Regions from separate parts of the Mus musculus genome. Here all the other regions are linked to region 2. A link is a loop called in an ENCODE intact Hi-C map of the cell type or tissue named here. Cell type or tissue: gastrocnemius. All regions are shown on one strand. Each heading gives the region's core, and the rest is flanking DNA. Links, peaks and the distances in the headings are about the cores only. Region 1 overlaps Dop1b (DOP1 leucine zipper like protein B). Region 2 holds the start of Cbr3 (carbonyl reductase 3). Region 3 overlaps Morc3 (microrchidia 3).

Evidence for each region. A loop is a pair of places that touch in the nucleus more often than their neighbours do. Peaks named below come from ENCODE experiments on the same cell type or tissue, not always from the same donor. Only the 100,000 strongest peaks of a DNase experiment are listed, where the experiment ranks them.
Region 1: a loop joins it to region 2, with 2.6 times the contacts of the local background. A loop is called at or near these places in 18 of 42 quality-filtered maps.
Region 3: a loop joins it to region 2, with 2.2 times the contacts of the local background. A loop is called at or near these places in 2 of 42 quality-filtered maps.

The regions. Positions count from the first base shown.
Region 1 is chr16:93,761,965-93,772,529 of GRCm38, reverse strand. It overlaps Dop1b (DOP1 leucine zipper like protein B), which reads right to left. Exons shown (of 37, transcript NM_027293.1): 14 at 9,819-10,497; 15 at 9,101-9,372; 16 at 8,486-8,638; 17 at 6,992-7,092; 18 at 6,214-6,404; 19 at 1,504-3,136; 20 at 673-784. Among named protein-coding and RNA genes, the nearest start is that of 2310043M15Rik, 28 kb to the left of the region's middle. In gastrocnemius, for the core only: CTCF peaks have their summits at 2,901 (motif pointing right) and 5,388; DNase peaks (open chromatin) are centred at 1,810, 2,712 and 5,398.
Region 2 is chr16:93,678,273-93,688,837 of GRCm38, reverse strand. It overlaps Cbr3 (carbonyl reductase 3), which reads right to left and starts at 5,619. Exons shown (of 3, transcript NM_173047.3): 1 at 5,225-5,619; 2 at 3,684-3,791. The coding sequence starts at 5,513. In gastrocnemius, for the core only: CTCF peaks have their summits at 1,664 (motif pointing left), 2,854 (motif pointing left), 5,058 and 6,047; DNase peaks (open chromatin) are centred at 4,820, 5,114, 5,580, 6,031 and 1 more place; H3K4me3 peaks cover 2,298 bases; H3K27ac peaks cover 1,945 bases.
Region 3 is chr16:93,853,335-93,863,899 of GRCm38, reverse strand. It overlaps Morc3 (microrchidia 3), which reads right to left. Exons shown (of 17, transcript NM_001045529.3): 8 at 10,002-10,121; 9 at 8,387-8,484; 10 at 3,303-3,407; 11 at 1,364-1,486; 12 at 1,185-1,259. Among named protein-coding and RNA genes, the nearest start is that of Chaf1b, 25 kb to the left of the region's middle. In gastrocnemius, for the core only: a CTCF peak has its summit at 5,478; no DNase peak of the experiment used is centred there.

The sequences.
Region 1 (10,565 bases), core at 911-8,910, 84 kb before region 2:
AGACACACACACACACAGACATAGACACACAGACAGACATACACACACACAGACACACACAGACAGACACAGACACACACAGACACACACACAGACACACACAGACACACACACACACAGACACACACAGACATAGACACACAGACAGACATACACACACACAGACACACAGACACACACACAGACACACACACACACACACACACACACACACAGACACACACAGACATAGACACACAGACAGACATACACACACACAGACACAGACAGACAGACACAGACACACACAGACACACAGACACACACACAGACACACACAGACACACACACACACACACACACACACACGAGTTAAGCAAGCCGAAAGTCAATCAATCTGCTTTCTATCTTACCACTATTGCCAGCTGATGGATCAGTGAGCAAAGGCTGAAGGACTCACCGACTTTTGCTTCTTGTGTATACACACCTATGTTTGTATATACATTTGAATATCTTGCATATTTGCATATTGCACACATGTAGACCTCATATATTTATATTCTCATTTGCAGTTCACATATATTTGCATGACATTTGCATCATTCATGTATCATTATGTACATAACACAGTCACAGTCGAGGAAAGACAAAACAAACAATTTGCCTCAGATTCTAGCGGGGAGGGAAATGTACCTTTTTATGTTGGGTAGGCTGTTCCAAAAGACAAAAATGGCTAATGGTCGTAAGACCTTCCAGAAGAGTGAGCGGGTAGTCAGGAGAAATGTTTTCCTTCTTTGAGGTTGTACTATGGAGAAGAAATGAGAAATTGTTAAATAAAATAATGGGGGGTAAAGGTGGTGACCTGAGTTTGTCCCAGAACCAACTTAGAAGAAAAGAACAGCATCCCATCTTGTCCTTGAAAACACACATGCATGCACACACACACGCGCATACACACAATGGTAAGTATTAGAAGAATATTTAAAAAACAAGAAATTGGTTTTGAGAATTTGAAAGAACATAAGGCCATGAAGGTTGCAGCCTGACACGTAAACACAGAACACAGCGATCGACTCGCTGTGTTTGACTGACTGGGCTCCCGAAAGCACGGGCATTTTGGGTGCTGCTTTATGTTATAAAGTCACTACTGAAAAATGGTTTTAGGTGTTTTAGAGTTACTCTAAAGCTGATTCTGGTTTTGTTTATTTCTATTTTGCAAAACTAACAGAGTTAACTAACTGGCTGGCACCTCTGAGAAGGCCTGGGTTGCTGTGTGGATTTATTTACACAGGGTATCAATTAGCACAGAGCTCACCCGTGTATACTATGTATGTAAGGCCATCCAGATGGACCCTCGGGTTCATAGATGCTAGCAGGAGACATGTGGGGTTAAAGCCAAAGGATGGAAGCAGGTACACTCCTGCTGATGACAGTCCCCAGCCTTCTGAGGGGGTTGATTATCTTTCAACTGCCTTGGCAACAGAGACATTTATTACAAAATCTGCCAATAAGATTCCAGCATACCTGATGGTGAACTTGACAGATTCACTTTCATATTGCTTGACCAGATCGTCCAAATTTTTGCAAATCTGGATAACAAAGGGTGTCACTGTCCAGCCCAGAGACTTTCCAAAGTATGGCAAGGAATGCGTGACCAGGCTCACCCAGGCGGGGTGCATGCCGTAGCCATAGGCGGGCTGCAGCCCTCTCACCACAGCTGAGACCAGAAGGCCCTGGGAGGTGAGGGGGTGGGGCTGCACGTACTGCATGGCACCGATGGCCTGCTGGAAGTTGAGAGCCCTCTGCCACTCTCGGGATAGGGCCGGCTGAGTCTCCGCCTCCTCCTGGCCCTGGCCCAGGTGGTGCTCCAGGACGATGAGGGCCTGCAGCAGCTTGAGCAGCTCGATCTGCAGTGGGTGCTCGCTCCAGATCTGGTCCTGCCCCAGATTGATGAGGCTCTCCTCAAAGAGGCTGTCCTCCGCGAGGAGCCTGCCGCCCCGGTCGGCGGTGGCCAGGCCGTAGCGCTTCTGGCTGGTGTACATGGACGCGGACAGCGAGAGCAGGACGAACTCCTGGACCTTGCACCTCTGCAGCAGGCTGTGGATGAACTCCGTGTTCTTCCCTTCCGCCGACTTGGCCATGGAGACCAGCTGTGCTGTAATCCTAATGAGGACCTCCACGCTCTTGACCTGCACGTCGCGGTTGCCAAGGATGTCCCTGTGGCAGACCTTCAGGTAGCAGGGGTAGTAGGAGCGGAGGAAGCTCAGGCAGAGGTAGGTAAGGAGTTCAATGAGCAGGGAGTGGGGGCAGACATTGGGGGCCTGGGTCTGCAGCTTGCCATAAAAGCTCTGGCCGATGAGGGCCTCCTGGTGGCGTGCCAGGAGGTTGGAGATGAGGTTGAGGTGCGCGGTGGAGCTGGTGTCTATGCCCGTCCTGGACACAGCCTCAATGAACTCCTTGGGATTGGTCTTAAGCACGGCCTCCAGTACGGAGAAGGCATACAGGACCCTCTGGGAGTCGTAGGGCTGCAGGTAGAGCAAGATGTGTTTGAACAAGGCCTCGACTGTCTCCTGCTTCTCCCTCTGCTGCTTCAACAGCCTCGATGTGGTGATGGCTTGGAGCTCCACGTCAGCCTCCTCGTCACTGGAAAACGACTCGGAAGCCTGTGTCTTGTCTGAGTCTGCTCGCACCAGGCTTAACCTGGCATTGGACCTGGGGCTTTCTGGCTGGAAGGCTGCCAGCAAGGCCGCTCGCTTGGAGTATGCCCTGCCCCCGATGGGGATCGGAGCACAGCAGTTTTCCTCGTGGCTCAGGTCCTGCAGATCGTGGGAGGGAGATGAGAAAGTGGATGTGTTCTCACTGTCAGTGTGGCCAGAGCTCGTGTCTGCAGACTCTGTGTGCTCACTGCTATCCCCGCCACCAGAGGTCATCCTGTCTGGAAGGTCCACATAGTAGGGCAGGTCTTCCTCACTTAGATCACTTCTTGGTGGGCATTTCTCTGGTTCCTTCTCTACTTCAGCCCAGATGGCTTCTCGATCCACGGTGGTGAACTGTCCTCGAGGCAGGCGTTCCTCAGGGGCACCCTCCTGCGGCTCAGATTCACCACACGCCTCTTTGCACGTGGGCTTCTTCCTGTTAAACCAACGGTGTAAATCCTCTGGAAATCACAAAATGACAAAGGACTTTAAACCAGAATTGCTAGAGATGACAAATTAGCTCTGAGGTGATCGTTGGCTTAAAGGAGACAATGCCCACTGGAACTGTATCAAGTCATGGGCAAAACAGAGACAGAGCATTGTAAAATTGTCCTTTAGCTGGAAGAGGTATCTCAGTTGGGAGAGTGTCAAGTTAGAGTATGGAAGGCCCTGGGTTTGATCCCCAGCACCGCATAAGCTTGGGGTTGGTGCACTGGGCACCCGGCTCTTAGCAATATCCAGGGATTGTGAGCATTAGTTACACTTTGGAAAAACATAAGTGATTTTTTCCCTAGGAATTCCCTCTTTGGAAATGTATTCCACAGAAACATCAGCAGGTTTCAAAGCTGTGAGGATGGGGCACGCGCTAGAACAGTATGTAGAGAAAATGGAGAGTGTGCCCACCCCAGAGCCACAGAAAGGGCGCAGGAATGGTGAGGGGCATGCCTGCACCTGACACGCCGCTGGGCTGTAAAGCTCGTGCCAATGCCCATGACTATGAGGTCTGTACAGGGACGTGAGAGGGAGCATCCAGCTACACAAGGAGCCCACTGGAGAAAGTGCCCAGCTCACACAGCATCTGCCACCCACCAGCATTGCCCAGCTCATCCGCTGACACTGTCGGGATCTCTGTGTAATACCTTTACTTCTGAATTTTTTGGAGGATTTTTTTCTTTTCTTTTCTTTCTTCCTTTTTTTCTGCGCATGTATGTGTGCATTCATGGTGTTTCTGTATGTGTTTATGCACTGTATGCTCAAATGTGTGTGGGTACATGTGTGTGCATGTGAGGAGGCCTGAGGCTGGCGTCTCAGCTCAGCACTCTCAGATATGGCTAGTCTCCCTAGGCAGCTTGCTCCAGGGACTGTCTTCTCAGTGCTGTCACCCAGTTGGCATTCCCGTGCCAGCTTGATTCACTTTTGTTATCATTTTAAACAGGAGCTTGCTAAATGGTCCAAACAGTCTCCAGGTGATGCCCCTCCTGTCCAAGCCTACCGAGTGCTGGAATTGCAGCTGTGAGCTCCTATGCCGCTACCTAAATTTTAAAACAGACACAGTAACACTTCTGCAATAAGAAAGTATACAGCACTTTTAAATACCAACTCTCTTTTAAATTTGATTTACATTGGTGTTTTCCTCCATGTATGTCTGTGTGAGGCTATCAGATCCCGTGGAACTGGAATTACAGATAGTTTCAAACTGCCATGTGGGTGTTGGAACTTAAACTTGGGTCCTTTAGAAGGGCAACTGGTGCTCTCAACCCGAGCCGTCTCTCCAGCCCATCAATTCTCTTTTTAAGAGAGGTGAAAATCCAAAGATTTTGATACTATGAAAATTCTTGGTAAAGTAGTTTTCAACAAGTCTATGCAGGGTGAAGAGAGGAAGGAACAGTGGAAACCAGAGACAGACAGCCTGAGCCAGAGACAGACAGCCTGCAAGCCAGAGACAAGACAGCCTGCAAGCCAGAGACAAACAGCCTGCAAGCCAGAGACAAGACAGCCTGCAAGCCAGAAACGGACAGCCTGTGAGCGCACAGTCCATAGCAGCACAGACATGGCAAGGCAGGCGGCACCTCCCTTTCTTCATTCTCTTGTACTGCCAGGGAGCAGCTACACTGGCACCAGGAAGGAAACAGGAAGTAATGAGGCAGTGGGGAGACAGAAACCGAAGAACCACACAGTGGGGCTTTTCTTTTCTTTTTTTTTTTTAAGGGAGAAAGAGGAGGGGCGGGAGCTGGCTGGCAGGACAGCTTGCTTGCCACAAAGCCTGATGGCTCGAGTTCTATCCTTGGAACCTGTACAGTGAGAGAGAAAAGCCTTCTGCCCAGGTGCCATGGCAGCATGTGCCCATACAGTATGTGTGTGTGGGGGCACACATCTGCACAGGTGTAATGGCACACATGTGCCCATAAAGTATGTGTGTGTGTGGGGGGGGCACACATCATGGCATACATGTGCCCATACAGTATGTGTGTGTGTGGCACACATCTATTCTCACACACATACAAATAAAACAAAAGACAAAAGAAATACTAAAGTATAGAGCTGCCATGCAGAGCATAATGAAGGTGTGTAGTGTGTAGTTCTCCAATCATCCCTTTTCTAGGCTGTGGAATAAATTCAGTCTCTTGGAGAAGGTAGGCCACTCCCCACTCCACCCCCACTGCAGGTTTGGGATGAGCCTTGCACAAAGGAGACTGTTTCCTTTCCCTCCACCCACCTTAGGGTGGCACTGTTGCTCCCCGTAAGACTAGGACAAACATAAGGGACAACTGACCAGATTTCATAGGAAGGTGACATTTTTAGTAACCGGAAACTGTCCCAGACTAGGGGTACAAATCTATGCAGAGGGGCTTCGGGGACTTCCATTAACAATGGTGCTTACACCCGGCACCACCCCTCTGCTAGGCAAGGGGCACTGGTGAGGGGGTTCTACTGTGCACTAGAGACACACATGGAATGTTTTCTCCTGTGAAACAATAGAGCATCCCTGTGCTTATTAAAATGTGGGCTACTAACCTGAAAGAGTGTATCACCTGGAGATGACACGTTCCCATCTTGACAGGATGCAGTGTGGTTTTCTAAATGTGCATTTATACCATGGGTGGTTAAACAAACCACACACACAACTCACCTTGCCATCTCTTTTATAGTGACAACATTTAGAATCTACTCCCACAGAGGTGAAGTAAGAGCAGAGGCTGGGTGAGGAAGGCAAGGGGACATGCTGGCCAGAGGGTATGGAGACTCTTACCTAAGAGGGTGAGTTTTTAGTGTCCTGTTGCACAGCAAGGTTACCACAGCTAATAATAATATATATTGCATGATTCAAATATTTCCTCTCAGTAACAAAGCCATGACTTTTCAGTGAAAACAGCAACCCACACCTACTGGTCCAAAGTGCTAATTCCTGTGGTGCTTAAAATGTGAATGTCCCCATCAGTTTCCAAGGCACAGTCACTCGTGTGAGCGGTGAGCACCCACAGCAGTGGGTGCAGCACCTGTTGCCTCCCCCGCCCCCCAGGACTGTGAGGCTGCTCACCGGCTGAGTTCTCCTGCTTGAGACACTGGATGGACGTCCTCTGGGTTTTGGGCTGGAGCAACAGCAGGAGCATGGGTTCGAGGATGCGGGCCACATCCCCGAGGGAGAGCGCTCGCACCAGCCAGCCCTGGGCTGCTGCACTGATAGCACCGTCTGTGCAAGCCAGGCTATCCAGGACGACAAACAAGGACCTGTGGGGAGAGATGCCACCGAGTTCCCACTCTGCCGCTCCTGCATGGCAGGCACCACGGCCTGCAGTAAGCTCCTGTGGTTGAACCAGATACCCCAGGGAGCTTCATCATACTGGCCTTACATACCAAGTGAGTGACAGGCTGTGTGCCTGGCTTCGTGGCTGTGCCTTTAGAGACTCAGTGGGCATAGGGCAAGGACAAAGCGGAGTCTAATTCACCAAAGAACACATCTTATGCACACAGGTGCTGATGCAGCAAGTGAAACCGAGCATGGGTGGCCTGATGAGGTCTGGGCCAGGCTCATCCCCCTGGGCGTCCTCTCATCTGGGCCAACTGCAAAGCCTCACAGGGATTCTGAGGAGGGTGGGCTCCCTCACCCCACCACACTGATGCCCCCGTAAGAGTCTCACACCGGGCTACATGGAATCAGAGGACCGTGGGTACTCTGTCCTCTGCAGCATGGACTCCCACGTATGATCCTGCTGGCTGCTTTGCTGCTGCTCCCACTGAAGCCTAATGCATGTCTAGGGGTCTCTGCAGTGCTCCCTTGGCCGAGGGTAGTGGGTCACAATGAAGAACCGCCTTACCTGTCAAAGGAGCGATTGTGGGACGTCACACGACTACCTTGGATTTCTCGTGTCAGGTGCCAGATCACAGAAAACCTAAACAGAGCTTCCAACCTTGTTCCCTGGATGAAGAAACAAATGGAGGGGCTTGGTTTCACCCTAATGCTGTGGGAGTCACCATAGGCTTCTCTCTCTCTCTCTCTCTCTGGTACTAGTGTTGAGCCCTGAACATGCCTAGCAGCTGCTCCACCCTACCCTCCCACCCTCTTTTAACCTTGTTTGCTTGCTTTATTTATTTATCTATAAATAATTCTCACACAAGGTCTCACCAAGTTGTGCAGGCTGGTCTCGAACCTGGAATTCTCCTGCCCCAGCCTCCCATAAAGAAATCATACCCCTGTCACAGCAGGCTCAGCGCCAAGTGTCATTTAAATAATGAGCACAGGACCAGAGAAATGGTTTGGGGGTAAAAAGTGCTCACGGCCAAGTCCAGTAGGATGAGTTCAATCTCGGGAATCCACAAGGGTAGGAGAAAACTGACTCCTCCAAGTTGTCCTTTGACCTCTATACAAGTGCTAGGACACACACACACACACACACACAGATTCATAAATGTAAAAATATGTGAATAACAAAAGCAGCCAGCAGAGAAGCCTCGGCCAGAAGAGAAAGTGCTGCCTCCTCCCACTTCCCTGTTCTCTCTGCACAGCCACAGCTGTCCTGGAACTCACAGAGATGCTTCTGCCTGCCAAGTGCTGGGATTAAAGGTGTGTACTCCCTCTCCTGGCTTTAGATGTGTGCTTAGTGAATTATGTGTTTAAGATTTGGCACCCAGGGCTGGAGACGGGGAGGATGCAGGTTCACTTCCTAGCCCCTACGTGGTGCTCATGACCATCTGCAACTCCTTTTCAGGGGAGCCAGGGCCTACTCTGGCCTTCATGGGCACAAGGCACGCACACATGTACACACACACCCACACACAGAGTATGCATATATACATGCATACAAGCAAAACATACACATAAAATAAAAATAAATCTTTTTTTTAAAAGGACCTGGCGTTAGTCTGTGTCCAGAATCACATCGAAGTGCTGTGGTCCAAGGAAAACACAGAACACAGTTTCTTCATATCCTCTCAAAGTATCAGGCCCATGGCCTTAAAGAACAAGGACAATCAACTGCAGGAACCTCTCAGGAGACAAGAACTCTCTGCAAGTAGGAATCCTTACGAACAGCTCCAGAGGCTTGCACGTCCTGACTTTCAGGGAATCAGGTCAGAATTCTATGGTGAGCCTCAACTTGGACACAACTGCACTATCAGGACCCCAAAAGCAACGGCTCAAGCTCCCAGGAATCTGCCAGCCTGCTTTCAGATCACCTGTGTGCATCGGGACATCTACTGAGCCCAGCAGAGACTTAGCTTGAGTGGGAACAACCTGCCTTGGGCAGGTAAAGTGGGACAGACTCAGCAGCCTGATGGCCATCTCAGAGGATACAGATGCAAGCAAGGCTCACCTTGTCAGGGTCCAGGAGGGCATGGCAGATGATATCCTCACAGATGTTGGCAGTCGGGGCCAGGCAGTGCAGGCGGTAGAACAGCTCTACACAGGTGATGTGATGTTCACGGGTCTCCTTGTTCAGCTGGTTCCAGAGCACACGAGCCACCCTCTGCAGGGAAAAGGGAGTGGAGACCACGAAAGCATGGAAACACCTGTGCCTTTTCCCTTTCATCTGAGCCTGTCCTAGAGACTGGCTTCTATTCACATTTACTACATGAGACCCATCATCACGTCACAAGACACAGCTGGGACAAAGGAAAAGCCCACCAGGAGTTGCCTGGTCAAGACCTTAACTGTCCCATTGCCGGGGTACAGCACAGTGCTGGGCCCCAACTGTCCTGCCAGAGCCTGCTTATAGGGTAAAAGCTACATGCTGAGAGAGACCAGAAGCTATTGCCCTGGCCTGCTGAGAGGCACAGACAGTGAGGAGCTGGGATTGGAGACAGACCAGCCGGTCCCAGGTCCCTCCAACCCCCAAATGACACTGGACAAGCTCAACCCCTTTGCCAGTCAGCAATTCTAGTCCGAGGAAACGGCCATGAACCACACACATGTTCCCTGGGGGAAATACCTGATAGAAGTCTGTTTTCTCGGCAATGACTTTCAGTATCCCAGGAGCAATGGGAGGGACTGTCACCATCTGTAACTTGCCAAAAAAAGGGTTGTTCCCAGAGGTTTTGTAGCGCTTCATCTTGTCTTCGATGACAAGAGCGAGGGACTGGGAGTGGTTTATCACTTCCAGCAGTGTGGCGATGGCTATGTTCTGGAGGGAGCAGTCGCTCACACAGCAGCAAATTGTCATGAGGGATTTCAGCCACGGAGGAAAACTGCAATCGCTGGCTCCTAAAAGGACACCAGCCAGAGGAGAGAGGGGAGCAGGTGAGCATGGCTCTGTGAGCTTGAGACCAGCCCCATCTACACAGAAACTAGGTGCCAAGTCAGACACAGTTGACACAGGAGTCAGAAGCAGATACAACAGCCACTGATGCAGAGCAGAAGGAAATGGGCTGGCCCGCACAGAGCCCCGAACCAAAGGCTTGGTGCCCAACATGCTTCTGATTCCAGAGTTTTCAGATTTGGGGGTGTTTGCAGAGTTGCTGGGTGATCTTCCCTGATCTAAAATGACCCCAAACCATGTACCTGTGTCAAAAGGTTTGAATTTCTGATCATTTGGACCAAGAGGGTTTTCCCTGCCCCCTTCTGGGTGGACATGACTGTGTAATTGAGCATCGAGCCTGTCACAGAATTCCCAACGGACTGACCACACCCTGGGAGAACCTCCCTCTTACCTGGAGTCTGGAAGAGCGTCTCACATAGCTGCTCAGTCTCCTCCTCAGACAGATACACAGGGAAGGTGGCACAGTCCAGCAGCAGGTGGCAGGCGGCAGCCAAGGCCTCCCTGCAGTCTTCCTTGGAGCCCACCAACTCAACGACCACCTGGTCAACACCCCATTCGGTTGCTGCCTTCCTGTGTGGGCTGCTGGGCACAGACGACAGCGACTCTGAGCTTCTTGTCTTAAAGGGAGACCCTCGAACCGTGAACAAGTCCGAAAGCATCTGTTTAAACTGGGGCACGGTGATGGGCTTAGGGTCCCAGGAGCTCTTCCTGCCAGGGTGCTCGGTGCTCTGTGTCTGGCCCTTGTTGCCCTTCCCTGGGGGCTCCTCGGGCTTGTTTTCCTCCCCAGACACAGTCAGCGACGCTGCAAAGATGTTCTTGCTGGCAAAGTTTGCAATGAGCTCCTGGATGCAGAGAAATGTCGCCTGCATGGTCCCGTCTTTCTTCCAGATGTCGTCTCTTTCCGCAGACACCCGAGGCACCCTGAGGTGCTCAGAGAGCTCTGGCGACGAGGCGCTGAGCCCAATCCCACTGTCTTCAGACTTCAGTGGAGGAAAGGAAGGTTCCTCATCACCCGCCACCACGGCCTCCGTTTCCATAGCGATGCCACTGTTTCTTCCTTTTACTGGACTCTGAAAGACAAGGAACGCCCCATCTCTCATCCCGCAGGCTCCTCCGCTGTGCAGGAACCGTGCTGATG
Region 2 (10,565 bases), core at 1,250-9,249:
ATGTATCTCAGGTTGTGCTTCAAACTCTCTACAGGCAGCTGAGGGTAACCTTGGATTTCTGATCCTCCTGCCTCCACCTTAGGAGTGCAGGCATTTGCTATCATATCCAATTTATATATTACTAGGAATATATAAACCGAGGACCTCCTCGGTGTGCCAGGCAAGTACCATAACAACTGAGCTACATCCCCAGCTTTAAAAGAATCATTTTAAATGAAATGTCTTGATGGTTCATTATCAGAAAATGTTGGTTTACCAATTTCATATACTTGCTGTTGCATTAAAATTTCCCCCAGAGTGAAAAGGTCACTGGTGGAGAAAGGTTGAGAAGCCTTGCTTTTAAAGATGGTTGCCTCATGGGTCTGCAGATCTGTGGCAGCTGGGGACCACCCAAAAGGAAACTAAAGTACTGCATCAGGGAGGAATCCTTGGGATCACATCTGTTTCATGTTTTCACAACAAAGCCACAAAACAGATACCCAGGGCCCAAGGGCCACCCAAGCCTCAAAGTTAAAAATACCACAGGGGCAAACTCATCCCACTTGCAGGCCAGGATCAGCCTCCTAAGAACTTGCTCAGTCAGGATGGGATGTGCTATGCAAATTGAGATCCTCAGTTCTTCTGGTATCAGCTACCCAGGTTTTCCTTTGTTCAGAACTCTAACTTCCACCTAGCTTGAGCAGATATACCCTTTAGTTGTCATCGTGTCTGTGTTCATTTTTTAAAGCAGTTGTCATGGCAGAAAAGCCTGGAGTATACCCCAGACCAGACCCGGCGTACCTATTGTGACTATCTCTAGAGCCAAGTCACCATGGCAGGTGACAGAATCATCAGGCCGTTTTATTAAAAAAAAAAAAAACAAAAAAACAAAGACAAAACCAAAAACCTCCTCTTTCAACACAAATAATCCCCCTTCTTATCACCTGAATCCCAAGGAACAGTGCCTTGAAGGAGACTTCAGGATGAAGGCTCTCAATTCCCTAGATGTGCAGTTGGCTAGGGCTGTGGGCAGCCACCTCCATCCCTGAGCCTCTCCTAGAAGTGTATCTCTAGTGATAACTTCATCCAAGCCACCCTGGAGGGAGACCCATTCTCCACTCTGGTTCCAACTTCATTAGTCTAAGATACCAGCAACATGACAATGAACCAATTCATGAATATGAGTTAATATTCACATTGGCAAAAGTTCACAGCTACTGAAGAGGCAGTAGGGTTCATAATATGATTCCAGCAATTGGGAGGCTGTGAGTTCAAGGCCAGCTTGGACTATGAAGTTTTAGGTCTGCAAAGTGTATAGAGAATGAAGAGAGGGAGTGAGGGAGAGGGCAGGGAAGACAATAAACACTAACTGTAGGAGCTGCGAGGTGCCTTGGAGGGAGTTCTAATCCACATTATAGGGGGAAGTTATCTTGTGTCCTCTTTGATGCGGGGACACATGTGTGGGAGGTTCTGGAGGGTGATCAAAGATCATCCTATTAACCAGATGGTCCAGCCAGCTCTAAGAGGGACGACACCACACCATCTACCAGCGGCAGCATTGTCTGGCACACATGAGTGTGCATGTGTGTGTGTGTGCACATGCATGCTTGTGCATGTGTGTCTATGTGTGTCTCCATGCATACAGAAACAACTTCCACTTGTTTTTGTTTTTTAAAGAAAGAACAGGCAAGTAGCTCCCTCTAGTGACTTAATTGTTGTTGAAGCTATTTTTTGTCTTGAGTGAGTAAGCAAGACCTAGGATCCTGGAAAGTAAGGTGCTAAAAGCTAAACAGAAAGTATAAGTCCGTGATAGTAAGCACGGTGTCTTTCAGCGAACAGTGTGTAGCCAAGTCACCTGTCCTAGGCAGATGCCCTATCAGTCAGAGATCCCTCAGGGCAGGAAGCTGCAGGCTTGATTAAAGATGGTTCACCTGGTTCTTGCCCCTCCCCCTACCTCTGAGAGCTTTCCTTTAACTTTCAAAATGGCTTGGCTCTCACTTGATGCTGTAATTCTTATTTCAACAGAATGAAGTTTATTCGATCAGGCAATCGGCAGTGAAGGCCAAGCTGGGCTTCTGAGTTCAGGGATCGCAGGTGTGTGCGGGGGGGGGGGGGGGGGGGGGGGGGGGGGGGGGGGAGGGGGGGGGGCTGAGACTTCCTGGGAATCCATCCCACTAAGAAATGAGGGAGGAGTGAGCAGGTGGCGGGCAGGGGTCCAAGTTCAGCTCTCACTACAGTTTTCAGACTGACATTTTCTTACAGATAAGCTGGGATAGGGATGCATGCCTGGGATCCCAGCATCCAGGAAGCAAAGGCAGGGGGAGGCGTCAGAGGTTCAAGGCCAGCCTGGTCTACAAGGCAAATTCAAGGCCAGAAAACACTGTAGAGTTAGATCCTGGTTTAAAAAAAAAAAATAGGGGGGGGGGGCGGGAACCCAATTCTCCTAAATCCTGAGCTAATTCTCTTTCAAAATATTAAGAAAATTAAATTTTTTAATTTCTATTTATTCTATGTGTCTGTATGAGTGTTTTGCCTGTATGTATGTATGTATGTATGTGCACATTGCCCTGTGCCCAAAGAGGTTAGAATAGGGTGTTGGATCCTCTGGAACTGGAGTTACCAATGGCTGTGAGCTATATAGGTGCAGGAAACCATGGGAACTGAGCCCATGTCTTCTGCAAGAGCAACAAGTGCTCTTAATCTCCGAACTCTCTCTCTCTGGCCCTGAACATTATGTTTTTTAAAAACAATAGCCGGGGGCTGGAGAGATGGCTCAGAGGTTAAGAGCACTGACTGCTCTTCCAGAGGTCCTGAGCTCAGTCCCCAGCAACCACATGGTGGCTCACAACCATCTGTAATGAGATCTGATGCCCTCTGCTGGTGAACAGATGCACATACAGGTAGAGTACTCATACATAAAATAAATTAAAGCCTTAAAAAAACAACAACAACAAAACAACAGCGCTTCCCCTCAGAACCACAGTCAATCTCAGAAAAGGGAAATCCCCAGAGAAGTGCCTCTCTCTATCAAGTTGGCCATCTCACACCTTAGAGTCTTTGTTAGAAAATCTCTATCTCCCAGCTCAGCTCCAGGCTCTGTGGATGAAAGGGTCCTCTTGTATATGATGGGCCCAGTTTTTACTACCAGTGCTGGGTATAATGGTGGGCACCCAATAAACATTAGAAGGAAACTAATGATAATTAATAATAAATATTGAACCCTCATGGGCTGGAGGTAAGGTGTTCCCCACAAAAAACTACTTCTTTCGGATTCTCTCAGCTGACAACATTTAGAAAAACACCTTCTCATAAGCTTTTTGTTTGTTTGTTCGTTTGTTTGTTTGACATAAGAAAGGAACAGAAGGACTGTTATAATGGCAGATAAGTCAGGGGTGGGCCCATCCTTGCAATGTCGGGGGCAGGAGGGCAACTCTCTAAGACTGTCACAGACCTTTGGGGCCATGCTGCAGTCTGTGATGGAGGTTGAGCTCATGACACAGACCCCAAGAACTGATCAGTACCACAGGGTTCTGACAACCACAGCCAAAAGGCTCAAGTACAGAGCCAGACACCTTGATAAAATAAGGCAGTTTTTACCCTCCATCTCACAAGCAAATGGCAGCCCTGAGTGGTCCCTGTTGGTTGCCCTATTTGAGGGACCGAGGGCCACTTCCCGAGGGACAGTAGTCCTACTTTGGACTTACCATGTGGTTTCATTATAGGCAGTAACTCAGTGCAGACATTTCTAGTGGCAAAAAAGTTCGTCTTCAGTGTCACCTCAGCTTGAATGTCGAAGGGTGTTGGGTCATCCACTTTGAAAAGCACACAAAAAAAAAAAAAAAAAAAAAAAAGAAAGAAAGAAAGAAAGAAAAGAAAAGAAAAGAAAAGAAAAAAGAATTACATTTTCCTCTGAAACTCGTGTGGCCAAGTTGGATCTCATCACATAACAGCTAAAGGGAAAGTGTACTAACTTTAGGACAGTCTTGCTGAGTGTGGTGATACACACATCTGTAAAGTACACACACACACACCTTTAAACTAGAACTTGATCATTCTAAAGGTCTTAAGAGCATAAGGAAAGAACTTTCTGGTCCACACCTCAAGTTTCTCATCAGCCACGCTCATGTCGCGTCTCAAGAACACTCAGTTTTGATCTTCCTGTCTCAAGCTTGAATAGGGTTCCTGGAGGTTGGGAAAAGATGCTCTGGTGAGGCTGGTGTAAGACCTCAGCTTGTGTGGTGGGGCAGCTGCTGCTCAGATTTGCATACACATGGCCCACATTTAAGTATGAACCTCCAGGGCCATAATTCACCAAACCTTCCATCCGACAACGCTGAGAGTGGCTGAGGTGGTGAGCTCGCCCCTCCCCTTCCCCAAAGCCCACATGCCAGAGTTTGGAAGTGCGGGTACAAGGGTGTCTTGGCTCTCACGCAAGGCGCCTATGGGTGTCCAGGGCCAACTGGAGAGTTTTCGGCTGCACAATAGTCTCCCTCCCTCGTTAGTCTCCGGCTCTCTCAGCATTTTCAGTGAAGCTGGAATGTTTGTTTCAGTTCCAGCACATGGCAACTGGATAATTTTGCTAATTGGACATTTGTTAGAGTAAGCGATCTTGTTTTGTTTTTTTGGGTTTTTTTTCCCCTAAAGGAAGATGATTTCCAAACCGCACTTGCAAGTTTAATAACAAACCTAGTTCCCCGAGGAGGAGGGAAGCAGAGCTCGCTTCCTTTTTGCCAGAGCCTCTCAAAACGCTCCATTAAAGCGGGTAGGAAACCCACTATCGTGCCAGGGCGCTAATTGTGTCCGGGCGACCCATTTCCTGTCCTCAGCAGATATCTACTGGCATCTATGAATTCGCCCTTGTTTCACGCGAAGCGAAAGCTCCAACCCTATTTTTTTGGAAGACCCTTCTCTGAGAAAAGCCTTCGTGCGTGGGACAGAAAGCTGATGAGCTTGACAAGGCGTGGTCCCCTCCCAAGAGACCGGTTTTCTTCCAAACAGGCGCAGCTGAAAGTTCCAAGGAGGGCCTCCGGCGGAGCACAGGCCCGCACAGGCCGCCGGCCGGGTCGGGCATGGAGTGGGGTGCCTGGGCGGGCCCGCACCCGAGTCACCGCACGGGGGAACTCGCCACGCAGAGCGCGAGCCGGGTGCACCCAGGCGGGATGGCGCAGCCTCCGGATCCCAGAGGCTCACTGCCCAGCACCCTCGGAAAACCCCGGGACACCTCCTCCTGGAGCCCCACACCTACTTCTAAAGGCGATGCCCGCGTTGTTGACCAGCACGTTAAGTCCCCCGTACTCCTTGCGCAGAAAGTCGCGCAGCGCACGGATGCTCTGCGGGTCGTCGATGTCCAGCTGGTGGAAGCGTGGGCTCAGGCCCTCCGCCTGCAGCTGCTGCACCGCCGCGCGGCCCCGCGCCTCGTCCCGCGCCGTGAGCACCACGTCCCCGGAGAATTTCCGACACAGGTCACGCGTGATCGCAAAGCCGATGCCTTTGTTAGCCCCAGTTACCAGGGCCACGCGGCTGCAGGACGACATGTCAGAGGGACACACGGACCACCTGATGGCCGGGCCGGCTGGGCAGCGGGTCACGCGTGGTCAAAACCGTGGCGTAGGACTAGATTCTGGGACCCGGCGCTGCGACTGCTAGAGAGCAAGGCCTTGAGAAGCCTGTCCCTCCCCTCTGAGGAGGAGCCGTCTGTTCCCGAAGGGTCCGCCTCCTCCCGCTCGCCTGCCCGCCCGCCCGCCGGCCAGTGTAGAGATCCTGGTTCCGAGCTAAGCAGTGGTCAGGGACAAGCGCTGCTCCCAAAGGAAGGGGTCAGCAGGACTCGTGGCAGTCGGATTGAAACAACTATTTTGGGGAAACTTCAAAAGGAGGAAAACAAATGCTCCGTAATTTTCTTGGGCGAGAACCCGTCGTTCTCTGCAGAATGCAAATGTTTGCTTCTGCGGAACTCGCTCTGAGATTACTTAACACACCCCGCGGTTTGCTCAGGGACTTCAGGGAACAGTGCCTGGGAGTAGACTGAACAGGTGTGGGCGAGCCCTCGCGGCTGGAGGTCTCGGTGCGCCCCCACGTGGGAGAGAAGGCTCATGTTTATCGAACTGTTTTGAGTAGTACGGGAGTCCTCAGTGCCGGTCTTTGGTTTATTCCAAGTGTACTGGGTATGCAGATAGATCTGCATTGGTCTCAGTCTATGCGAGTCATCTCCCAAGGAGATGCTGAACCTACGAACAAAATTCCAGGCGTGTCTAAGTGTGGGCACGCAATCAGACCTCCTCCCTTCTTGGGTGGAATCGAGTCTGTGCTGATCCTACTTGGCTAGGGATTGTGAGGTTGAAGGACAATTAAGTCCTCACTCACAGTGATTCAGCGTTTCCCGAGCTGATCCGGCCAAACTGCCTTAGCCTCTTATTACGGACTCCACCTTCTGTTTCAAATGAGGTGAGGAAGGTGAGCTCTGTGGGGGCCTAGCCTGCCTGTGATGTTAACTTGAGAGGATCTAGGAGACAGACCTCTCTCTCAGCCTGTCTCTGAGGGAGTTTCTCAGTTAGGCTGACTGGGGTAGGAGGCCCACCCTAAGCTCAGTACCGTTCCAGGGACTGGGATGCTGGACTGAATGAAACGGAGAAAGTGAGCTGGGCCAAGGCTGTGGAGCTGGCTCCGTGGGTGAAGGTTATGAGGACTAGAGTTCAAATCCCCGCTCCACACAACGTGGGGCAGTGTGGCTGCTGTGTGACCCCAGAAGCAGGATTTCCGGAGGCGAGCTGATTAGCCAAGTCTGCAAGGTCTGGTTCAAGTGAGAGACCCTGCCTCAAAGAATCAGGAAGAGATGAATAGCAGAAGACATTTGTCAACCTCTGACCTCTGCATACACGGGAACCCCGCCCCCTTCCTCCCAACCCCCACACACAGTTTGACCATCTGTCTTATGCTCATGTGGTTAGGACCCCACAGTGTTGGACTCTCGAACTGTGAGCCAGGATAAACCCGCTCTTAAATCGCTTTTTCTTTGGTTATGTGATCAAGGCAGCAATGGGAGTAACATTTACAGAGTCCGGGACAACTTTTTCTGCTTTCTCTCCTAAAGACCAGTGGGGAGTTCAGAGTGTAGTTCGGTGATGGAGCACTTGCCTAGCATATCCTTGTGAATGAGAATTCCTGAGAAGAAGTTGTGCCTGGCTGTCTACAAGACTCCTGGAAGGAGTTCTGTGCCTGAAGAGACTGAAGGACAGGCTGCTGTGGGGAGACTGGGATTCTGCAGGTTCAGAGGTTAAGTATCTTGGACTAGGTTTAGCTTCTGGAACAACTTCTCCTTGTCAAATCTGAGCCAACATCTCGTGATAATAAATAAAAGCCTCTTAGATGCTACTGACGCGGTGGGACACTGGCTTCCAGCAATCCGAGAGCTAAGAATGTCCTGAGGTAGCATCTTGGGCCCACAGAACAGCTCCGTCTCACTGTACCTGCCTCTCTGCTGTGCCCATCCATGGATTTCAAAGATTCATGACATCCTCTGGGAAACTATAAAACCCTCGGGAAAGTGCTTCTGAGTTGGAACATAAATTGGGGATCCTAATTCTGTGTTTCCAGGCCGTGGTCACTCAAAATGCCCCCAGGATAAATTTCTTTAGGATCAGAGCTGAGAGCAGGTGGTGGTGGTGCATGCCTTTATTTCCAGCAATTGGAAGGCATGGGCAGGCAGATCTCTGACTTTAAGGTTGGCTTAGTCTACAAATTGAGTTCCAGGACAGCCAGGGAGGGTTACACAGAGAAACCTTGCCTGGAAAAACAAACAAGCAAAACCCCAAACCAACCAAACAAAAAGGGTGAGAGCTGTGGCTTTTATGTCAATGCCTGGGGGGAAATGGAGACCTGTGTTAAGTCCATACTCTGAGGCTGGTGAGATTGCTGTGTTGTGGACATCCAGCAGCAAGGATTTCATAGGACACCAGGACACCTCTCAAGTAGGAAGTTGTTGGTGAGGGTGTGGTTCTCTGTGATTATTAAACAAAGGGGGAAGGCACTTGTCACCAAGCCTGATGAATTGAGTTTGATCACTGAGGTCAACAAGGTAGAAGGAAAGAATTGACTCTTGCAAGTGATCTGGAACCTACACACACACACACACACACACACACACACACACACACACAGGCACACACACACACACAAGCACACAGAGACATGAAATAAAACAAAATATATATTTTTAAAGGAACATAATACTATTGTTTCTCCTCTCTCCCTCCCTCTTTCCCTCTCTCCCTTCCTCCCTCCTTCCCTCCCTCTTTCCCTCTCTCCCTTCCTCCCTCCTTCCCTCCCTCTTTCCCTCTCTCCCTTCCTCCCTCTTTCCCTCCTCCCAGTCTGTCTCCCTCCCTACTAAGACATGCACTCTTTTGCTGGCCAGCCTGACCATGAGTTCAGCTAAGGATGACCTTGAACTCCCGTCTACATCCTGCTGGAATTATAGGCACTTACCGCACACTGTTTCTGATTTTTCAAATTCTGATACAACCCCGGTGCTTTGTTTGGGAGATAGGGTCCCACTGTGTTGCCCAGGTTGGTCTTGAACTCCTGGTTCAAACAATCCTTCAGTCTCAGCCTCTAGGCGGGGTACTGGGTCCACAGGCACAGACCACCGTCTGGCTTTTCATCCTTCTCTCCCCCTAGTGAGTCTGGCAGAGATTTAACATCTTTAAAAGAAAATTTCCCAAGCAACCAACATTTACTGTTCTTGATCCTCTTTTCTCCATTTCCCCTGATTATTTTTATTTATTTTCTGATTTTTATTTCCTGTTTTTGCCCACTTTGGGCTCAATATACTCATATGTCTCTTGAACTGGAAGCCAAGGTTGCTGGTTTGAGATATTTCCTCTTTTCTAGTTCAGGCAGTATAGTTTACACGTTTCCCTTAAAGTGCTACCTGGTGGCATTTAAATATTGATTTTTGGGGTTGGGTGCTGGAACCAGAGTGCAGTGCAGACATGATTAGCTGCTGAAATACACCATCAGCTCCTTCCAACTTACCTTTTGATACCTTTTTGGACCAATGCTATTTTTTTTTAAAACTTCTTTTAATTCTAACTATTTAGTTAAGGTTCTCTGATGACCTTGCTATGAGCTTTAATAACTCTATTGAAAGCAGAGAATAAACTCTAGTGGCATCTTTTACAAACAGTATCAAACACACTGGGACATAGCAGTGCATGCCCTGTAGGTTGCCAAGGGAGGAGAATGAGGCAGGGGAGTGACTTCAGATCAAGAGTTTAAGACCAGCCTGGGCAAGTCAGTAAAGCAGTGTTTTCTTTCATTCTTTGTCCTCCCAAGTCCCGTGCTTTGCCCCCTGGTATGCTCTGGATCTTCATCCTCCTGTCTTAGTCTCCCACGTGCTGAGCTCACAAGTCTGTGCTCTCTTGCCTGGAAAAACCTGTCTCTTAAAAACAGTTACAAAAGCTGAACGATGCTAAAGCCTTTTACGTAACAATAATTATCTCAGAGAAAGGCACAGATTAGTGGAGACAGAATAATTGGAGAGCAGAGCGTGTGGGAAGACAAAGCTGCCTGATGCCAGGTGTCTTATGGAAACCTTGGCTGGCTGGGTCCCTATCTACTGAACAGTGGAGGGGAAGCTGTGGGACAGACACACAGACTTACCACGACGGTCGGACACTCTCAAATGCATGCATATTTTCCGGGTCATGATGGGTTCTTATGGTTTGATGGAATCTCCCTTTTTTGTCGTCATCCAAAACAGCGTGTTCCATCGACATGTTTTCACACCTGTGCACTGCTCTGCGCATTGTCACCTCCAAAACTCTCCTGTCACCACTCCCTTTAGTTCCTTTCTTCTCCACGTCGACAGTCCTCCTTCTGCTTCATGTCACACATACATCAGTCTGGTGTTCAAGTAAAGACAACGGGCAGCATCTGCCCTTGTACACAGTTATTTCACTTAGCACAAGGTTCTTTCTCCAGTTCTACTTATTTTCCTGCAAATGGCATAATTTCATTCTTTGTGGCTAAATAAAACTCCACTGTGTACACACCCCTCATTTTCTTTCTCCATTTGCCTTTAAGTGAGTGTCTAGACTGGTTCCTGGCTTGGCTGGTCTAAGGCCTCAGTGACCATGAAGGTGTAAGTACCCCTGTGGTATGCGGAATATTCCCAGGTGCAGTACAGACGGGTTATGTGATAATTCTGTACCTGGTGAATTTGGAGAAACACCCTACTCCCTGGAGAGTTTTTAATTAATATGATGAACGTCCTAACTTGTCTCTGTTCTCATTGAATCTATGAATCCTCTCCTCCCATCCCAGCCTCCCTGCCCCTTCCCTCTACAAGGTGGCTTACTGAAACCACATGAGTTCAGGAATCACACATTCCACCTTACCTAGAGACCTGCTGTATGTATATGAGTGCTCTATCTGCATGTACACCTGCATGCCAGCAGAGGGCATCAGATCCCATTACAGATGGTTGTGAGCCACCATGTAGTTGCTTGGAATTGAATTCAGGACCTCTGGAAGGGCAGCCAGTGCTCTTAACCGCTGAGCCACGTCTCCAGTCCAAGACCTGCTATATTTCT
Region 3 (10,565 bases), core at 1,381-9,380, 170 kb before region 2:
GTGTCCCCATATCATACACAAAATGAATAATATAGCTTAGGAGAGAGGGAGAGGGAGAGGGAGAACAGCCTGGTTTACAAAAAGCAAGTTCTAGGACAGCCAGAGCTACATAGTAACTCCTTCTCTATCAAGAGAGGGGAGGGAGGGAGGGAGGGGGAGAGGGATGGGGGGGGTGCGAGCATGAGAGAGAGTGACGCATGGTCTCCATATAGACATACAAATATACATGTAACACACAAATACAAAACATAGCAGAGCTACACGAGAAGCCCTTAGCCTTCTATGTTCAGTGTATTAGAGTAGCCCTACTTCACCTATCCCACCTCCGCTTCCTGCTTATCACTAGACACACTACTTAAGCTATCCAAACGACTGTAACACCTGTAAAGATTTATTACAGCAATGCCCTCTGGCACAGCCATATCACTGGCAATGGCAGTCACCACGCCAGCACAGCTGTTGACACAGTCCCAGCAGTGCTGAGCCGGACGTTGTCATTGCTGTCACTCTGTCTCTCACTTTTGGGTTTTAGGTCTCTGCATGTTGCATTCTTAGGAACTTTTTAAATTTATGTCTTTTCCCCAAAAAATCACGTCTGAGTCTATTTAGGAAAGTTCTAAATATAACTTTATGTGGTCACTATTCGGAAGTCTTCCTCCGCCCTGGAGATTGTTAAGCACAGATAAGCACATAGCTAGAAATCTCTCTAGGAGGCCATTACTCCAGAATCTTCATGGGGTATCCACCTCTAAGCAAACTCAACCAGTGTAATTGTTGCACGGTAAACAGAGACAACTGACAAACTCTGACTGGCCAGGAAAATAGGTTCCAGACTTAAGGGCTTTACAATATGCTTAGAGCTCTCTGAAAACGTAGTTTCAGGCAGCTGAGAGCCACTGCATGGTCAAATCTGGATCCTCTGGGAAAACAGCCAGTGTCTTTTAACCTCTGGGCCCAGGCTCCTCAATTTCTGTCACTGTACATGTTACTTTTTCTGTCAAGACTAATAAGCTCATTAACGCAAGTGTCTATGCACAGGTCACTTAATAGGACTCAGACGGTGAAATATGTGAAGCTAGGACAGCCATCAGTGCAGGTGGTACCTGTGCTGGACACACAGGACACTGGACAAGCCTTGCTCATGGTCTGGACATCACTTTTCACCACCCTCGCACAACACTCACGTCTTTTTATAGGTTTTCTCATAAGTAGGATGCACTAAATCCTCATCTTCAGGTTCTTCCGGAACTTCACAGTTTCTAGGCAGGAAAATCACATGGAATAACACATCACAAGCACTGTTCAAACACCCCCAATAGTACTTTCTGCCTTTCCAGAAAGGGTGCCACCAACTATATGGTACCTGAACTGTGGGTCAGGGTTATTGGAGCAATACCATTTTTCTGGAAGCTGATCTATCCCATCTGGTAACTTTCGCCACTTTAGACAAGCGTCACATTGAACCCATGTCTGATCAGGACGCTTCCTTTAACAAAACAAAAACAAAATAGTCAAGTGGAATTATCAACTCTGAAGTATTTCCTTTATTTACTAAGTTGTTTCCACACTATATATCTGCTTATTTCCAATCCTGAAAATTGTGTGATTAAACTGCATTTACTGTAATATAAAACTAAGTTTTCAAATATTGGTAACTTTCAGGAGTTAAGTCACACACCAATTTGAATAGAACAATTTAAAAATCTTTAATCCTAGCACTTGGAAGGCAGAAGGATGTCTGTGTTGCAGGCTGGCCAGGCCTGCACTGAGACCTTGCCTTTAAAGGGGTTAGGAGCAGGGGAGAATGTTCTCTTTTAACCCTAGCACTTAAGAGGCGAGGCAAGTGGATCTGAGTTCAAGGACAGCCTGGTCTATAAACAAAGTTCCAGGATAGCCATGGTTACACGAGAAACACTGTCTTGAAAATCAGAGGTGGGAAGTGGGAGAGGGAAGGAGAGAAAAGTCTTAGAAAGAAGTTATGTATAGCTAGCTAGAGAGGCAACTCACTGGTTAAGAGCACGAGCTGCTTTCTAGAGGACCCAGGTTCAAGTCCCACCACTCTCACAACTACCTCTAACTCCGCTTCCAGGGATCTGACAGCCAGGGGGATGACAGACATCCATGAGATATACAGCAGGCAATACATCCATATACTTAAGTAAGAAATTTAAAAAAGAAAGAAATTATGAAGACTCATTTTATATAAGATTTTCTTTTTGAGACAGGGTTTCAACTGTAGACTGGATCAAACTTTTTTTTTTCTCCCTTTTTTTGGATTTCTGTGTCAGGTATCATTATGAGTAGGCTTGGATGGCCTGGAATTTGCTATGGGGACCAGGCTGGCCTCCAAATTATAGATCCACCTACCTCAGACTCCTGAATACTGGAATCAAAGGTATATGGTTGACAAAGTAATTCTTTGTCTTCGTATGTTTGCATGCATGTATACTTGTGCTTATGAAGGCCAGAGGTTAGCCTCCAGAGTCTTTCTTTAACAACACTATACACTATGTTTCTTGAGGCAGGTTCTCTCACTGGCCTAGAAGTCACCACACAGGCAAGGCTGACTGAGCAGCCAGCCCAAGCAGGGATTACAAGTGCATGACCCCATGCCCAGCATCTCACCTGGATTCTAGAGTCCTCACACTTGCTAGAGAGCACCTTTTGGCTGAGCTATGTCTCTCTTCCCTCCTGAGTAATGTTCTCAGTGCAGTTTTAGAACAGTTATGGGCAAGGCACTCGGGAGGCAAAGGCAGGAGTTCAAGCTCAGACCCAGAGAAAACTTACTGAGACTTTCCTGCAAACCACACAAAACAAGAGCTGGACTACACCTCAGAGGCTTGCTTAACAGTGGACCCAGGGTAAAACTTAAGAGGTGCTCTGTATAAACAAGGCCTTATTAACACAAAACCTCTAATGAACTCAAAGTTTACAATGCAAGAAGTAAAGCTAACAACCCTGGTTTCCTGAGATCTCTGAATTAACTTTTGCTGGCAGTTTTTCATGTTTATAAAGGCACAGGGCCAGCACCTTGGTTACTGCTGCCTCTTCAATAGTGCAAGGACACCCAATGCCCTTGTCTAGTTTCTGCAAGCAACAGGCACACAGGTAGTGCAGAGTGGCAAACACCCATACACATTAAATAAAAAACAAAACAAGATGAAATAAATGATATTAACAAACATCAACTCACTAATTTGGAGTGTGTGGATTCACTTTTTAGCATGACATTGAGCTTGTGGAAGGCCACAGCAGCACCATCATCTCTAACGGTATGTCAAAATTCAGTGCTCAGTACTTACTGTATGTCTTCGACTGGCAAGTTTACAGGATATTCTGCATTTTTTTTCACTTTCATTTCATTCCAATAATCATTCAGCTTTTCTCCTAGTGCTAGTATCGTAAGCCTTTAAAAAAAAATTATAACATTAATTCAAGAAAAAAGAAAATATCAATTCAAGGTCAATTTTTAAAAGGTAAAGATAAAACAACGAACTCTAGTAATGATTAAAAGAATATGAGAATGGAAAAATCTCCATTCAAGCATGCTACTTTTCTTATACTAATCTTCTTTTCTATAAAGGCCACTGTAAGCTCCTAGACTTATCTAGAAGGTAAGGAGTGAGCAGAAACAAAAGAAAAGGGACGGAGTGGCCTAGAGGTAAGGTCAGCTACACTGCACTTGTCTAATATGTATGATGCAACCAGAAGGGCAGGACACCAGGTCCTCTGCTGGCTATCAACTTCTGAGAGGCCAGAGGCTCCTTGCTAATCACTCACAGATTCGTGGCTGCTGCTGCCATGTAAAGTGCTTTTGAGACAGGTCTTTCTACATAGTCCTAGTTACTCAAGAAGTACTATGTAGAACGATTAGCCTCAAACTCACAGAGATCTGCCCACCTCAGCCTCCCGAGTGCTGGGATTAAGGGCATGTGCCAGCATGCCCTGCCAACATCAGATTTTAAAGTCAATGTGACACTCAGAATTTAAAATAAAGCTTTTTTTTAAAAAGGGATCTTCTGTTGTGCAATGGTGGGGCCTGCCTTTAATCCTAGCACGTGGGAGGCAGAGGCAGATTTCCATGTTTTCCAAGGCCAGTGTGGTCTACAGAGCAAGTTCCAGAGCAGCAGGGGCTACATAGAGAAAGGAAAAAAAAAAAAAAAAAGAAAAAGAAAAAGAAAGGAGGAGGGAGGAAGAGAAAGAAGAAAGAAGGAAGAAGAGGAAAATAAGAAGAAAGAGGAGGAGGAAGAGGAGAAGGAAGGCCAAAAATTCCCAAACTGGATTTTCATATTTAAGTCTGGCAGGTGAGTATTACAGACAGCAATCGCAATGCGACTCACTCCCACTCAATTCCTGGAGTTTTACTTTGACCCCCTCCAGGACATCCTTTTATAAAACTACACGCTGATGCCCAGACGACAACTCATCTTCCTTCCCAGTGCAACATTTTTTGACTCTTCCTAATCTTTTTATCATCACACCTTAGGCTGGAACCCCTGCCCATCCCTTGCACAAGCTGGGAAACCCCGTGTGCCCTCATTCCCAGTCCTGTACTCACAGACACACGACCACACACAGCACACATACACATACGTGTACACACATTGTCTGCTTGGAGAAAACTCTAGTTCATGTCATCAGTTCCCAGCAACCCACCCGAGAGTTCCCGCCCAGGGGTTCAGTTTTTGACCATGTACGGACACAACCCCAGCTCCTTGCTGGCATGTCATCATCGTGCCTTGCCTAGGTGCTATAAATCCCCTTTGCTTTATCCTGAATGTGTGACCTCCACCTGTAAGATCAGTGAACCCACCTGAGAGCTGCCTCCTAATAAACCTGCCTTTATCTACTTTTAATCTGGTCTAATCTGGCCTACATCTGTGTCAGTGAGAGAGAGAAATGACTATCAATATGCAGACCTCAAGCTATGCAACTACCTTAATTTCTCCTGAGAATACACCCAGAGTGGGAACAGGGTCAGAGGATGTACATTAATATACAGCTTTAGTTAACAAACTATTGGTTTTCGAAAACTAGCCGATAATCTGCACAGGCATCAGGGATACTCTTTACCCACATCAAGCAGGCCCTTTTTATTTTGGAGGGTTTGGTTCTTGTCTGTTTCTGGTCCTGTATAAACCCCTGCCTAGCTGGCTGGGGAGTCAGTAGTGGGACACCTGTCCTGTGAGAAGGAACCCTTGAGCTCTACTTCTAGGACTGCCACAGACAGCATTTCTGTACAAATCGTCATTCTCCCATGACATTGTAATCTCTGAGGTAAACCATACCATCAGATGCATAAATGGCTATGAAAGACCATCTGTCTATCCTTACATAAAATAGACTCAGTATACATTTAGTGTACTCTAACAATGATTAAATACTATAAAGTAGAGAAAAAACAATAAACATTCAAGATTAGTCCACCTGCTTTCTTCTGCAGGACTGACTGTCTTAGGCGGCCCTGACAGTTCTTTTTTTTTTTTTTTAATAAAAGATTTATTTATTTATTATATGTTAGTACACTGTAGCTGTCTTCAGCCACTCCAGAAGAGGGCGCCAGATCTTGTTACAGATGGTTGTGAACCACCATGTGGTTGCTGGGATTTGAACTCTGGACCTTCGGAAGAGCAGTCGGGTGCTCTTACCCACTGAGCCATCTCTCCAGCCCGCCCTGACAGTTCTTGCAGGAATGTAAAACAGGTGACCGACCTATTAAGTACTGACACTAACTTACATCTGAGGTTTGAATCCCAACCTACAATGTTGTGTGGCTTAGTTTATAGGTCTTCATATTTTCTGATCACAGGTACTCCATGAAGGGGATTTTGCCCCTTTATTAGTAGTATTTCTTAAGCCGGGGTCCCACACCTCAGTCTATAGACCTGAGGGTTTGACACTCAATTCTCCTGCCCTACTCTGCTTTCCACCACTAGGATTATAGGTCTTAAGTCAGCAGCCCAGCTCTGACTGGAAAAAGTTACTTTTCTTTCCAGTCTTTCAATCTGTACACTATGTGTTCTCATGCGCGCATATTATGTGTGTGTTGTTATAAATGCTGAAGTCAGAGGACAACTTTCAGGAGTTCTCTCTTCTGTTCCCAACTTTATCATGGGCCCTGAGGATCAAACTCAGGCTGCCAGGCTTGCACAGCAAGCACGTTACCCACTGAGCCACTTGGCCAGCCACTGCCTTAAGAACAATGTAATAGCTGCCACTCTCATTCACTCTCACTTTTAGAGGAAGCCTACCAATAATTACCATTAGAAATTATGCTCACTTGCCTTTTATAAACTGTTTAACATGCCCTTCAATTGATAAGTATAAAGGTTCCTTTAAAAACCTCACAAGTGGGGACTGGGTGTGGTAGCAGACACCTTAGATTCCCGTATTCAGGAGGCAGAGACAGGCAGATCTTTGTGAGTTTAAGGCCAGGCCAATCTGCATAGCAAGTTCCAGGCCAACCAGATCTAAACAGTGAGACTCTATCTCAATCAAGCAAAGGCTGGAGGAATCTCAGTGATTAAGAACACAGGGTATTCATCAACAGGACCCAAGTTTGATTCTTGGTACCTACATGGCAACTCATAACCATCTGTAACTTTAGTTCCAGGAGATCCATAGCCCTCTGCAGACTTCCACAGGTATTATAATACACACAAGGGGTACACAGACATAGATGTAGGCAAAACACCCATGTACATAAAATAAAATGAACAAATAAAAAAACCAAAAACCCAGAACAACAAACTTCACAGACGGGTACTGACTTTTAAGTGCATCTTTCTGTGTATATGAAGATGCCTGGTATTTCTGCTTTTCTATCAATCAATGTGATCAAGGATGCTGGTTTTTCAATACTCAAACTATCCAAGAGGTCTCCACTGTGACTCAGGAAGTACAGGTGTTTGTCTCCAACCAGATGACCGGAGTGTGCTAACTGACTCCCAGACTTACTCTCTTGACTTCACAGACGATCAAAATAAACATAAAACCAAACAAACGTAACCTGTATATCTGTGAGTTCAAGGCCAGCCTGACCTACAAGCTCCAGGACAGCAGGGACTACAAAGACTGTGTCTCAAAAGCAAACACAAAACAGCAGACAGAAGAGTCAGTCATCTCAGCCTTTTACATCAGATATGGAGCGTCAGGGCGAGTCTGTCTGGATGGGTTCTGGTCTTGTTCTGGTCCAGCATTTCCTTACTGTCCTCACTCCCTGCTTTTGGAATAATAATGTCTATTCCAAGCCATTCTTGGAAGTATGTGACTCACTGTTTTATGTTACAGGGGTTACAGTTAAGAGACTGCCTTGAGTCCCACAAGAGACTCTGCACTTTTGAATTGTGTTGAGAGTATCAAAGACTGAGGATTCTTAAAGTTGGACTGAGAGTAGTCAGCATTACAGCCATGTCCCTATGTGGGCCATGGAATGGGGGACATAGGCTCATATTTTAAATACTTGGTCCCCACGTTGGTGAAACTATTTAGGAAGAATCAGAAAGTGTGGCCTTGGAGGAGGTGTGTCACTATGGGGTGGGCTTTGAAGTGTCAGAAGCTCACACCATTTTTCAGCTTTCTCTCTCTGGCTTGCACTTGTAGACAAAGATGTAGGCTCCCAGTCACGGTTCCAGCGTCATGCCTACCTGCCACCATGCTCCTATTGGTGATGGTCACATACTCACCCTCTGTAAAATAAGCTCCAAGTTAAATGCTTTCTTTTCTAAGTTGCCTTGGTCATAGTGTTGTATCATAGCAATAAAAAAAAAAAAAAAATCCAGAAAGAAACTCTATGGATGTGATGAAATGGTGCAGAAGTTAAAGGAACTTATAACTTATTGCTCTTGCATATGACGTCTGTCTGTTCAGTTCCTGGCACCTGTCTTACAACCTCCTGAAACTTTGGCTCCTGGGGACCCAACATCTTTTCTGGACACCTGCATTCACATATGCTAGACCCACACTTAGACGCATACATATAATACACACTTTAAAAAAAGAGACTCTTTAAAACAGTGAGTGGCTCATCCAGAAAAGAGAACTGACAGGACTTCTTCCATCTCACAAGCTGTCATGCATCCCACCACGAGCAGAGTAATACAATTCTGGTTTTCCCAATGTGATATATTACTCTTGAGTCACAACAGAGCAAATTCCTGCCTGCATGGTGCTGGGGTACATGTAGTCACAGCACTCAGAAGGTATATATAGGCAAGATGCTCAGACGTTCAAGGCAGTATAGACTATAGTTGGGTCAAACCAGTCTATGCTACACAAGAGCCCATCTCAAATACATCCTCTGGCTAAAGGAATGGAGGGATGACTAGTCTAGCCATCTTATTAACACATTTCCTCAGAGCATTAGTGACTTAAATGGGCAACATACCTGTACTCATTAGTGTAGTCAAAATCTTGCTTATTATGAGTTGGCTTAAGGAAATTACATTCTATAATTCCAACCACTCCAACACCCATGTTGTTTGCCTGAAATATATATAATAAAACAGCATTTTAGACATCAAGCATGACGCTTGCTATACCCTTCAACAAAGATTTACATCATAAACTTACTGTACCATACTTTATCTTATATGACTCCCATGAAATTTCCGAGTAAGTGCTTAGATTTTTTAAAAAAATACTTCCTAAATATATTAGTTTTCTTCCAAATCCACTCTACATGTGTTTAGCTGAGAAGTGTGCAAACTGATAAGCAAGCGGAGGGAGTATCCCCTGCCATGGGAGTCACAGTCCGCCTCCCCACATGAACAGTCCTGCTGCGCTGAGAAGCAGCAGTGCGCACCCTGACACCTCTGACCAGCACACGACGGACGCTTGAGCTGCAGTCTAAACAAGTCCACACTGCCGTGCTATGCACAACTCATAAGACATGCTATAAAAACTGAGACTATAAAGGAAAACAAAAACCAAAACACACGGGGAAAAGAAAGAGAACGCACCTAACCCTAAACTCTGCAGCATATGCTCACCTTGGCAGTGGGCACTAAAGTAGGAGGGCACACAGACTAACATAGGCCCTGTGCAAGAAGAAGGCGAGAATTCACTCAAGTGCTTCTTTTTTTTTTTTTGATTTATTTATCATATGTAAGTACATTGTAGCTGTCTTCAGACACTCCAGAAGAGGGTGTCAGATCCCATTACAGATGGTTGTGAGCCACCATGTGGTTGCTGGGATTTGAACTCAAGACCTTTGGAAGAGCAGTCAGTGCTCTTACCCGCTGAGCCATGTCGCCAGCCCAAGTGCTTCATTTTTAAATCAAACAACAAACCTTGTACCAGGACAACTTATTCTCATAACTGCCACCCAGTATCTCAAAAACACAGATACTCCAACATATACAGAACAAACTACATGGTAGGTTATGACTAACAACCTAAAAAACATTACAACAATAAAAGTTACTTTAAAGGGCAGTAGTAATTCTAGGGCCAGAAAGACAGGTCAGTGAACAGGCTCCTGCTACCAAGCCTGCCAACCTGAGGGGGGTGGGGGGGCGCACAGTGCTAATCTATCGGGTACTGGTTTTCAGGCTGGTTTTTAAAACACTGATGTACTTCTGTACCTCAGAACTATACTTCCCAGCAAGCTATATACTTACCAGTGCCAATTTCCAAACCTGTAAGGTAAAATAAGTTCTCTCTCTCTCCTCTTGTAGGACAGACTACTGGGAATCAAATGAGAAATGAATGCTTTTAAACGACTGATGCCTACCCAGGTGGGATGGCACACACCTTAATACCAGCATTTGGAAGGCAAAGGTCAGCAGATCTATCTCCTGGAATTAATTCAAGACCACTCTAAGCTACATAGTGAATCCCAGCAGAGCCAGGGCTATATAAAGAGACCCTGTCTCAAAAAAACAAACACCCCTTCCCACCTTCAAAAAAAGACACCAAAAAAGTCATGAGCAAAAAGAAAAAAAACAAAACCACATTAAAATGACCTCTAACCTAATACACTACCGGTATAAAAATCTTACCTTTAACTGACATCCTACTTTTTCATAAGCCTTGATGAGTCTGTTTTTGTGATACATCATTATCCCATAGTGATCTTTATTTCTGCAGTTGAATCCAAAAGTAATTCTCACTGTTCTAGTCTTAAAAAATATTAAGGAAAATTCTGAATTCATTCCCTTCCAATGACCCAGTCTATATTACTAATAAACCCCAACATACAGGGCTGGACAGATGACCTCGTCTTGGATACAATTGGATTCTCAGCTCACAACCATCTCAGTACCACAGGATCTGACTGACAGACTCTACTGATCTCCTTGGGCACCAGGTATCCAAATGGTACAAATACATATAAAGGCAAAACACTCAACACATAAAATAAAAATAAATATTTTTAAGAGGGCTTGGAATCAGCCAGTGTCCAGAATCACACCTAAAGTAGATGTAGAAAAGCAATCTGGAGCGTGGAACTCTATGAGAGAGGGCTGGTGAGATAGATCAGAGAATAAAGATGCTGGCCAGTATGTTGACAAACTGAGTTTAATCCCTGGAACACACATGGTGAAAGGACTCCTGCAAGTTGT